Regions from separate parts of the Homo sapiens genome. Here regions 1 and 2 are each linked to region 3. Evidence: chromatin contacts called from ENCODE Hi-C or POLR2A ChIA-PET data. All regions are on one chromosome and are shown on one strand. Each heading gives the region's core, a stretch centred on a gene start or an enhancer-like site at or near the end of the contact. The rest is flanking DNA. Distances are from core to core; before and after follow the strand shown. Region 1 holds the start of RAP2C-AS1 (RAP2C antisense RNA 1). Region 2 holds the start of MBNL3 (muscleblind like splicing regulator 3). Region 3 holds the start of ATP11C (ATPase phospholipid transporting 11C (ATP11C blood group)).

The links. Hi-C counts contacts between places; a loop is a spot of excess contacts on that map. ChIA-PET counts read pairs that join two places held with the same protein, here RNA polymerase II (POLR2A). Pooled maps may share reads with other maps.
Region 1: a pooled map shows a loop between it and region 3 (25-fold over the local background). The contact joins the promoter of RAP2C-AS1 here to the promoter of ATP11C in region 3. A Hi-C loop is called at or near these places in 5 of 50 pooled maps.
Region 2: a map of naive thymus-derived CD4-positive, alpha-beta T cell shows a loop between it and region 3 (25-fold over the local background). The contact joins the promoter of MBNL3 here to the promoter of ATP11C in region 3. A Hi-C loop is called at or near these places in 1 of 168 maps with a recorded cell type or tissue (naive thymus-derived CD4-positive, alpha-beta T cell) and 6 of 50 pooled maps. POLR2A ChIA-PET finds 5 or more read pairs at or near these places in 1 of 52 experiments (MCF 10A).

Annotation. Positions count from the first base shown.
Region 1 is chrX:132,217,094-132,219,793 of GRCh38, reverse strand. It overlaps RAP2C-AS1 (RAP2C antisense RNA 1), which reads right to left and starts at 1,287. Exons shown (of 3, transcript NR_110410.1): 1 at 957-1,287. RAP2C (RAP2C, member of RAS oncogene family) reads left to right here and starts at 347. Exons shown (of 6, transcript NM_001271186.2): 1 at 347-424; 2 at 1,453-1,562; 3 at 1,782-1,878; 4 at 1,988-2,700. The coding sequence starts at 2,526. RefSeq lists enhancers at 1-25, 356-425 and silencers at 1,858-1,907, 1,918-2,357.
Region 2 is chrX:132,487,677-132,490,376 of GRCh38, reverse strand. It overlaps MBNL3 (muscleblind like splicing regulator 3), which reads left to right and starts at 1,339. Exons shown (of 9, transcript NM_001386889.1): 1 at 1,339-1,526. RefSeq lists a silencer at 491-1,060.
Region 3 is chrX:139,931,765-139,934,464 of GRCh38, reverse strand. ATP11C (ATPase phospholipid transporting 11C (ATP11C blood group)) reads left to right here and starts at 1,412. Exons shown (of 30, transcript NM_001353812.2): 1 at 1,412-2,449. The coding sequence starts at 2,423. RefSeq lists enhancers at 726-775, 816-1,165 and silencers at 1,946-2,185, 2,226-2,385.

The DNA.
Region 1 (2,700 bases), core at 38-2,537, 7.7 Mb after region 3:
ATTCAGAGATATTAGAATTGCCAACAGGTGGGATGACCTGAAAAAGAACTCCTTGCTTTGACAGTTTAGTAATAGAGCAAAGACTTGCCACGATTGCTCAACACTGGCTGGATCAGAAGAGGAATTTCCAGACTCAGTTACAAGCACGGCTGGTGGAGGGCTGTGAATCCCACCAGACAGTCTGGAGACAGCTAGGCAGGGAGATGAGCAGCAGAGCTCCAAATCAGGCAACAGCACGTGTGAAAGGAGCAGTGACCTGTGGGGAAACTCATAACTCACAGACCAAACCCCTTCCAGCAGAGGGCAGTGCCTCTGATACGACACAGGGCCCAGGCCAGCTGGAGCCAGAGCTGGGGACTTCGCTGGAGAGATGGCACCGGCCTGAGGTCAAGGAGAAATTGAACTAAACTCTCCTTTGAAGACTGTAAGTGACATTGGGGAATACTCAGGGAGGGACAGTGGGACCTCACACTACTATGATTCGCCTGTGTTCTAATGTCCAACAATTTAGGCTGAGTAATAAATCTCTTTATAGAGTTTGGCCATTTAGGGCTTGTAAGTAAGGGAATTTGGAGTCATTTTTGCTAGGCTGGCCACTGAGTCTCGCAGGTTTCTGGGTACATGCTTGAATTGAAAAGAAAGTGACACACCTAAAATACAGCCTAGACTCCTGGCCCTGGGGCTCTGTGGATCCGACACAAAGTTTACAAATAGAAAGCTAGCAAAGGGAAAGATAGTCGGAAGTAACAATTTTATCTAAAAATAGAAACTTAGAATCTAACACCAGAGTTACTACTTGCTTTTGAATTTCAAAGACTACATAGGATGGCCTTTAAAACAAAACTTCAGCATGTAAGAGCCAGCCAAGCAAATTGTTATACATAATCAACGATTAAAATAAATTAGTCTTTAGGCCTAAACCGTTTCCAATCAAATCTTTCTTGAATATTGGTTACCTTTTCTGCCGTGTAGTGGTTGGAATCAAATGAGAACATAGCTGAGCAGAGTACCATAAAGTCTACTTCTAATGCTGCTGTTTTCGAGCCTTGTGATTTTTTTTTAAGTGACTTTAGTATTCGCTGGTAAAGTCAAGGCGGATCTACCAGACGGTAAAAGTTCTGTGTGTTTGTCAGGCACGGCTAAGTAAAACGCACTGCATCTGAAAGTCTAAGGGTAGTTTGCATGCATCTCTCAGCAAAATAGCAAGTGGAAGAAATACCAGCAAGGAGAATAAACTTTCTGGGCTGTTTGATTTCCCCTGCAACTTCTAGTCCAGGGATGTTTGGCGTTCTCCCGGTCGCTAGATTATTAGCCCGCAGGTTCCGCACCGGCCAGGGAGCCGCTCAAGTCCTAGGGCCGGGCGGCTGGAGGTTGCAGGTCGGAGGGGCTTCTACGGGTTTGGGGGTGGGACGGTCCGCGGCAGCCGCGGGCGGGTAAGGACTGACGTCGCAGGTTTCCAGAGGCCCGTTCCCGAAGCCGGAGTCCCGACCCGAAACCGTCCCCGGCCGGCTCGCTCGCTCAGCAGGGCGCGGCTCCAGCGCCACCCGGCTCGCCCCGAAGAGGTGGGACTTTCCCCACCGGAAGTGATCCCGTCCAGTCTCGGGGAACTGGGGCACCTCAGCCAGTGTGTCAGGGAAACCCTTCCGGGTGTGTGCTTGGTGGGGGTGGGGGTGGGGGTGGGGGTGGGGGTGGGGGGTGGGTGAGAAAAAAAAGAGGTGGGTTCGCCTGGAGTCCCTGCGGCCGCCGCGGAAGGCCCCCGCTTCTTTCCCCGCGGCGAGCAGCAGCGCTGGGGCAGCGGAGAGACAGAGGAGCCAGCGGGTGGCCATGGCCTTGGCGTGACAGAGCCTCCCCGGCGGCCGGGCGGGTGCGGACGGCGGGGTAAGCGGCAGTAGCTTGATCCGGGTGGGAGTTGGGGGAGGCGGCGGCCGGCGCCGCAGGTTCGGGGCGGGGGTCAGCCGGGTAATGTGCGTCCTTCTCCCCTTCACAGGCCGGACGACCCCCGCGGGAGCCGGGGCCCAGAAACCCGCCCGGGCAGCGGTAACTGGAACGGAGCCCTCAGGCCTGAGCCGGCTGGGCTGCGCGAGCAGGAAGCGGGGTCCCTGGGCCCCTTTGTGTGAAGGGCGGGGGAGGAGTGCCGGGCAGCCCCGGGCTGCGGGCTCCTCCGACGTCCGCCTCGCCGCAGGGTCCCCTCGCCGCAGCCCCCACCCTTTCCCTCCCGGGGGCACGCGCCTCCTCGCCACCCTCGCCGGGCTTTTCCCAGGCTCGCCCTCCTCCCCACGCCCCCTGCTCGGGCTGCAGTTCCTATAGGAAGGGCATTACCATCCCTTCCCCACCCTCCCCGACTCTACGCTCTTTCCCCTCCCCCTCCTGTAACTTCCTCTTCTTCCCCGGTTGGGCCCTCTGCTCCTCTGCACTCTCCTCCCCAGTTCGCAGATTTCCGCCCACCTTCCGCCTCGTCTAGCCGCGCCACAGCTAGCGGGGTGATCTTTCCCCCCCTCTGGTAGGAGTTGGTGAAGGTGAGACTCATGAGGGAATACAAGGTAGTGGTGTTAGGGAGTGGAGGGGTTGGCAAATCTGCCCTTACTGTGCAGTTTGTCACTGGGACTTTCATTGAGAAATATGACCCCACCATTGAAGATTTCTACCGCAAAGAGATCGAAGTGGACTCTTCCCCCTCCGTGCTGGAAATTCTGGACACCG
Region 2 (2,700 bases), core at 90-2,589, 7.4 Mb after region 3:
CTTATTCATCGACTAAGATCAATTTTGAAAGGACCCATTTCGCCTCACCTGTCTGGGAAGTGTCTATGAGCGTCCCGCTGTGAACCACACTGCCTTTCTCACTGGCACTTCAGTTCCTGAAGAGCCAGAAACTTTGCACCCCTACCCCAACCCCGCCTCTGGGGATGTGTGCCTGCTTCGTTTGTTTTCGCTTTTGTAAAATCTGAGCGTTATGATTTGTCCCCCTTTCCCTTCCTAATGAAATGACAAAGGGTCTGTGCAGCGGGGGCTGGGCTGCTGGGTTTGGGGGCGAGGCGCCACACCCCCTGAGAATAAAGCCCGCGCTGCGCTCTCGGAGAACCAGGCACGAGTGAGCGAACCACACAAAGAATATATTTCGCGACGAAACAGCGCCCTACAGGAAGAAAGTGCCCGCACTCCGAGCGTGAGCCGCAGCGCGACTTTTTGGCGCTCTTTGGGAGCAGTGAGAGAGAGGCGGAGGCCAGAGAGTCCGGGGTGGGCGCGGGAGCCGGGGCGGCCCTTGGCCGCATTCCCGCCCGTCCCGCAGCGGCGCGCGGAGCCAGGTGAGGTTGGCGGCGGCGCCGCGCTACCTGGCCGGGCGGGGCGGGGCCGGGCGGCCGCGTGCGCCGCTTCCGAGTCCGGCGCTCCGGATGCCCGCCCGCGCTCCGCTGGCCCGCGGAGTTTCGCGGGAGTTTCCGTTTTGGCGCCTAAAGCCCCTCGCTGGCGCCGTTTCCCTCCGCGTGCCGCGTCTGTCCGGCGCGGGACGCACGGAGGCGCGGCCCCAGCCCGGGCTGCCTGGGGTCGGCGGGGCTGCGCGAGGGGACGTCTGGCGTCCGGCGGAGGGCACTGGCCCGGGAGGAGGGCACGCCTTTGGCAAAGGCCGGGCGGGGTTGGGACCGGGGTTGCTATGGTAGCTGCGAGCCCGGGCGGGAGCCCCACGCCCGGCCTCCGCGAGGGAGCTGGGGCGCTCCGAGGTGTGCTCCGAGTGGACTGAACCAAGAGCCTGGGAGGAGCGGGTAGGGCCGGCCCGTGGCCTTGTCCCCTCCTCCCACAGCCCGCCGGCCGGCCCCGGGAAGGGGCCTCGAGGAGCCCAGAAAAGAAAGTATTCTGGCCCCTGGAACCGAAAGGAGTCTTGCAAAAAGCACGAAGGGGTCAAGGGGGCCGAAGGGAGAGGGGGAACCGTCGCCTCCGTCCGAGAGTCAGCGTGCGCGTGTCTGTAGACTTGACATTTTATACCCCAGAGCGGCCGACTTGGAGCCGGGTTGCAAGTCCCAGCCCTGAAGTTCTGGAGGTGGGGCGGGCTTTAATTTGCTTATATCTAATGATTTCAGGAACCTCGCTTTAAAATGGCGGCATTCAGTATGCACCCCTGCTAAAGGCTCTCCCGGCACCGGGGCCACCTCGCGCAGCGCTGCTTTTGCTTCTGCCGCTAACAGATGGCATGTGCCGCTGTCGCTGCCGCTGCCCCTGCTGCTGCCGCTGAGAGCAGGGCCCCTTAGCCTCTGGGTTTGCGCTAGCAGCGTAAGGTAAGGCTGGAGATGAATTGGGATTTGTAAGAGAGGCTGCCTTCCTCGGACGCCGAGGAAATAATGCCTTTTAAACTTCATTTTACAAAATAGCAAATAGGAGGAAAAGTCATCCTGCAACTTTGTTGCGATTTTAGAGCTTTGATCATTTTCCTCCTCCTTTCCTCCTCCTCCTTTTTCTTCTTCCTTCTCTTCCTCCTCTTCTCTTCCTCCTCCCCTTCCTTCCTTCTTTCTTTTTTTCTACTTTCTTCTTTTTAATTTAAAGGAACTTCTTGCATGGCATATAATCAGCAAATGCTTTTTAACAACGAATTTCCCCATTTTCACGCGATATCGTGAGCAGTGCCACAGCTTCCTTGCAGAACCTTGTCTCTTCCTGCCCTGAGTCAACACGTTTGGGCAGCTCGCTTTTACTACTGGGGTTTGAAGGGCATGAGAGTAGATTTTAGGAGACTATTAAAAAGGGAACTTTAGTTTTTAACACTCACACAATAAGCTTTTATGGTAAGAAAACGAAATTAAACCCAGACGAGTAATGAAAGTTGACATTTAAGTGATTCTTTGTTGTGGTTTCATAATTAGGGTAATAGACCTACTGTGTGTTTTTCTGAGCACTCTTAGATAGCTAGCTAGCTAGCTAGCTAGCTAGATGATAGATAAAACAGATAAATTAATTGTGGCTCTAATTAAAGTAATATGTTTTAAAGGAGTTATTTTCTCCTAGATGTTCTTACATCGTTTGTAAATTGAGCTGGGATCCCCACAGCCTCTCCGTATTTGTGGGTAGACTTCATGGGAAAGAATCAATTAAAACAAAACTTGCAAGATTTAATTTTGAAGTGATTGGTACTTTTTTTATTAAGCGGACTCCCTGCTTTAGTGAATAAACGTTTGGGTGATTACTGATATAATGTTTGGAAAACAGATTGTTGGTATGTGGGAATGACTAAACATCCATGCTTGATACAATTTATCTGAATTTTGTTTTGTTTTGTTTCCCCCTCCAGTGAAAGGTAAATAGACAATGAGGCTTATCAGACACCTTGGATTTTTCCTGATTATATTTCCATCTTCTCCTTGGCCCATGAAAATCTAATCCTGAATGTTTAACTACTTTTTAAAATAATTTTTAACTTTTTTCTAATGTGCGATACTTTTGGGGGATGCTTTCATA
Region 3 (2,700 bases), core at 163-2,662:
TATCATAATATCTGATTAATATAAATATAAATTTAACATAAATCTTAAAAATCATTAGATACAGGCTCAACTGTGAGCAGAGAAGGAATCATAAGAGGGGAAGAATTGAAAACGGTTGGTTTTACTTCTTGGCAGTTAGGACAGTTTGGGAACAAACCTTAGGTCTCCTGCATTTGCATTTTATTGGGAGATGGGCTTCTCGTTGATCGCAGAATGAAGTTCAAACTTCGTAACATGTTTTTGAAGAGTTTTAGATTTTAGCTTTCGTTCGAGCCGCCCTTACCTACACGTCCTGGGCGTCTGCCACTACAGCGTGATCTCTTTCTTAGTTTGTCCTGCGCTTTTTCACCGACCTCTCCCTCTACCCTGGACTTTGTCCCCTTGGGCTCAGTCAGGTCCCTCTAAAGCCTTCCCACGTTTCAAGGGCTAGTTTAATCTCCAGGGCTTTTAGGAAAACTTCCCAAACCCCATTTTCAGATGCAATGTCGCTCTCCCCTATTTCTCTAGCACTTTGAACTCTAGCTATTATTAAATTCTAACGTGGCATTTTCGCTTGTTTGTATCCCCCAACCAGATTGCGACCACCCTGTTGGGGAGGTCTTTTAAGAAATCGCTGTGTCCAGCCCTGGCACAGTGCCTGGTACAAAGAAAATTCCCAGCAAAGGTTTGTTGAAATGAATCCGAACTCCGGAGGGTAAAGGAGAAGCGCCTATGCCTAGTAGTAAAGGCCTATTCGCGACCTTTGGGAAGGCCTGTGGTGTGGCTGGGCCCTGTCCCCAGCTCTAAACTGGCAGGAGAACGCGGCGAGGCGGAAGACTCGTGTAAGAGTCTCTGAACTCCCTTTCCTTCTTTTTGACTTTTATAGAAGAATCTGCAAGTTCTTCTCCAACAGCCTTGGGCCCCGCCTTAAGGGGCGGTGAAAAGGGGTGGGGTTGTGGTAGTTGGGAGGGATGCCCAGCCTCGTGGCAATTCTGGACTCGCTTTTCTTTTGTAATTTTTAAAGTTTCGCAAATTCCAGCTCTAAGCTGGGGGCCGAGGGTGTAGAGGGTTTCCTGATGCGCACATTTTGCGTTCCAGGGAAAGCTCCCAGGATTCGGAGCTTTGCCTAATTTAGCCTTCTCACATGTCCCACCGCTAGGAAGGCTACCGAGTGCGCCCGGCCTCCACACCCAGCCGGCCGGCGTGGAGAACCCGCTGTTCAGCCCGCGCTTCCTTCTTCAACCCTCTGGGCAAACCCGGGACTAGCGTGTGGGGGAGCTCCCAGCCCGCGGTACCAGGCGAAGTAGGGGGACGGTTGGACTACAACTCCCAGGCTGCCCCGGGAGCAAGGAGGGGGAGGGGGCGAGCGGGAGGGGCCTGGGTGGGGCGGGGTGGGGGTCAGGGAAATCCCGCCCCGCTGCGCAGCAGCAACGACACAAAGCCTGACTTTACAACCTCAGAGAAAGTGGAAGTAAGAAGGCTTAGGTGGGCAGGCAGGACGAGAGAAAGACTGAGAGGAGGGAAAGCCGCGTAGGTGGGAGTACAGCGGCGCGAGGGTCGAGGGGGAACCCTCGTCGGTGCAGATGAGGAGGGTGGGCTTTCAGAACTAGTCCCCCCTCGCACCCCGCCCCGCCCCTCCCGCGCTGGGGTCTTCACGGTGCCCTGCCTCAGAGCCCGGCTCCACCACGCCCGGAAGAGGGAGTCTGGCCGTCGGCTGGCTCAGGGCGGGCCGGTTGGCTGTACCCAGGCTCCCTGGCCCGAGTGCGGGACCAGAGCGCGGGGCGGCGCGGCAGCCGCGGACCGAGGAGGGGCTGCGAGCGAAACGGCGCGGCGCGGCACGGCGGACGAGTTAGGGCCGGGGCGAGGGAGGCTGTGGCTCCCGACAGAGACAGGGGAGTAGTGTCGGGCTGAGGCGAGGTGAGGCGCGGGGTGCCTCGGGAGGGTTCCCCGTGCCCCGAGGGGGGCGGCCGCGGAGTCCAGCGGGGAGGCGGGCGGTGGTGCCGCGTCGGGGAAGAGCGCATCCCGCGGGGTGCCGAGCCCGGCGCTGGCGGAGAGACGGGGGCGCCCCCTCCCCACAGGAGGAGCCTCGCGCTCCTCCGCCATCCTTCCCCCGCGCGGCGGGCTCGCCTTCTCAGTGGGTGCTGCGCGAGCTGCCGGCCCGGGGTGCCGGGGCCAGATAAGGGCGATCCGCGGGGCCGCCGCCCCCGGGTCAGGCAGGCCGGGGGCGGGCCGCGAGTGAGGCGGGGCGGCGGCTAGGCTGCGGGCGGCTGGGGGGCGGGGGAGCGCGGAGAGCCGAGGGGGGCAGGCGGCGAGCGGGTGGCCCGGCCGCCCGCCTCGCTGCTCCGCTTGGCGCCGCCGGCCCACGCCGCAGTGTGTTTTGTGGACGGCGCCTTCCCAGACAGCCCGGTAGAGCCCAGCTCAGCGCCCGGCAGCCTTCGACGCGATGTTCCGCCGGAGCTTGAATCGTTTTGTAAGTACACTCGCTGCGGCTCCGCGCGTGCCGGTTTGCTTGCTCGCCAGCCCCTTCGCCGGGTCCCTCACAACAATTTTCTGAGGGGGCAGTTACGTCTCTGGGAGACACCACCACCCCTCTTCTTCCTTTTCACCGAAACACGGTGCCCAGGCGGCCGGGGAGGGGAGGCAGGTAGGGCTCTCGGGGTATCCCACCCTCGCCCCCAGGACAATTCGACCAGGGCTTCCCGGAGCTGTTACAAACTCTGC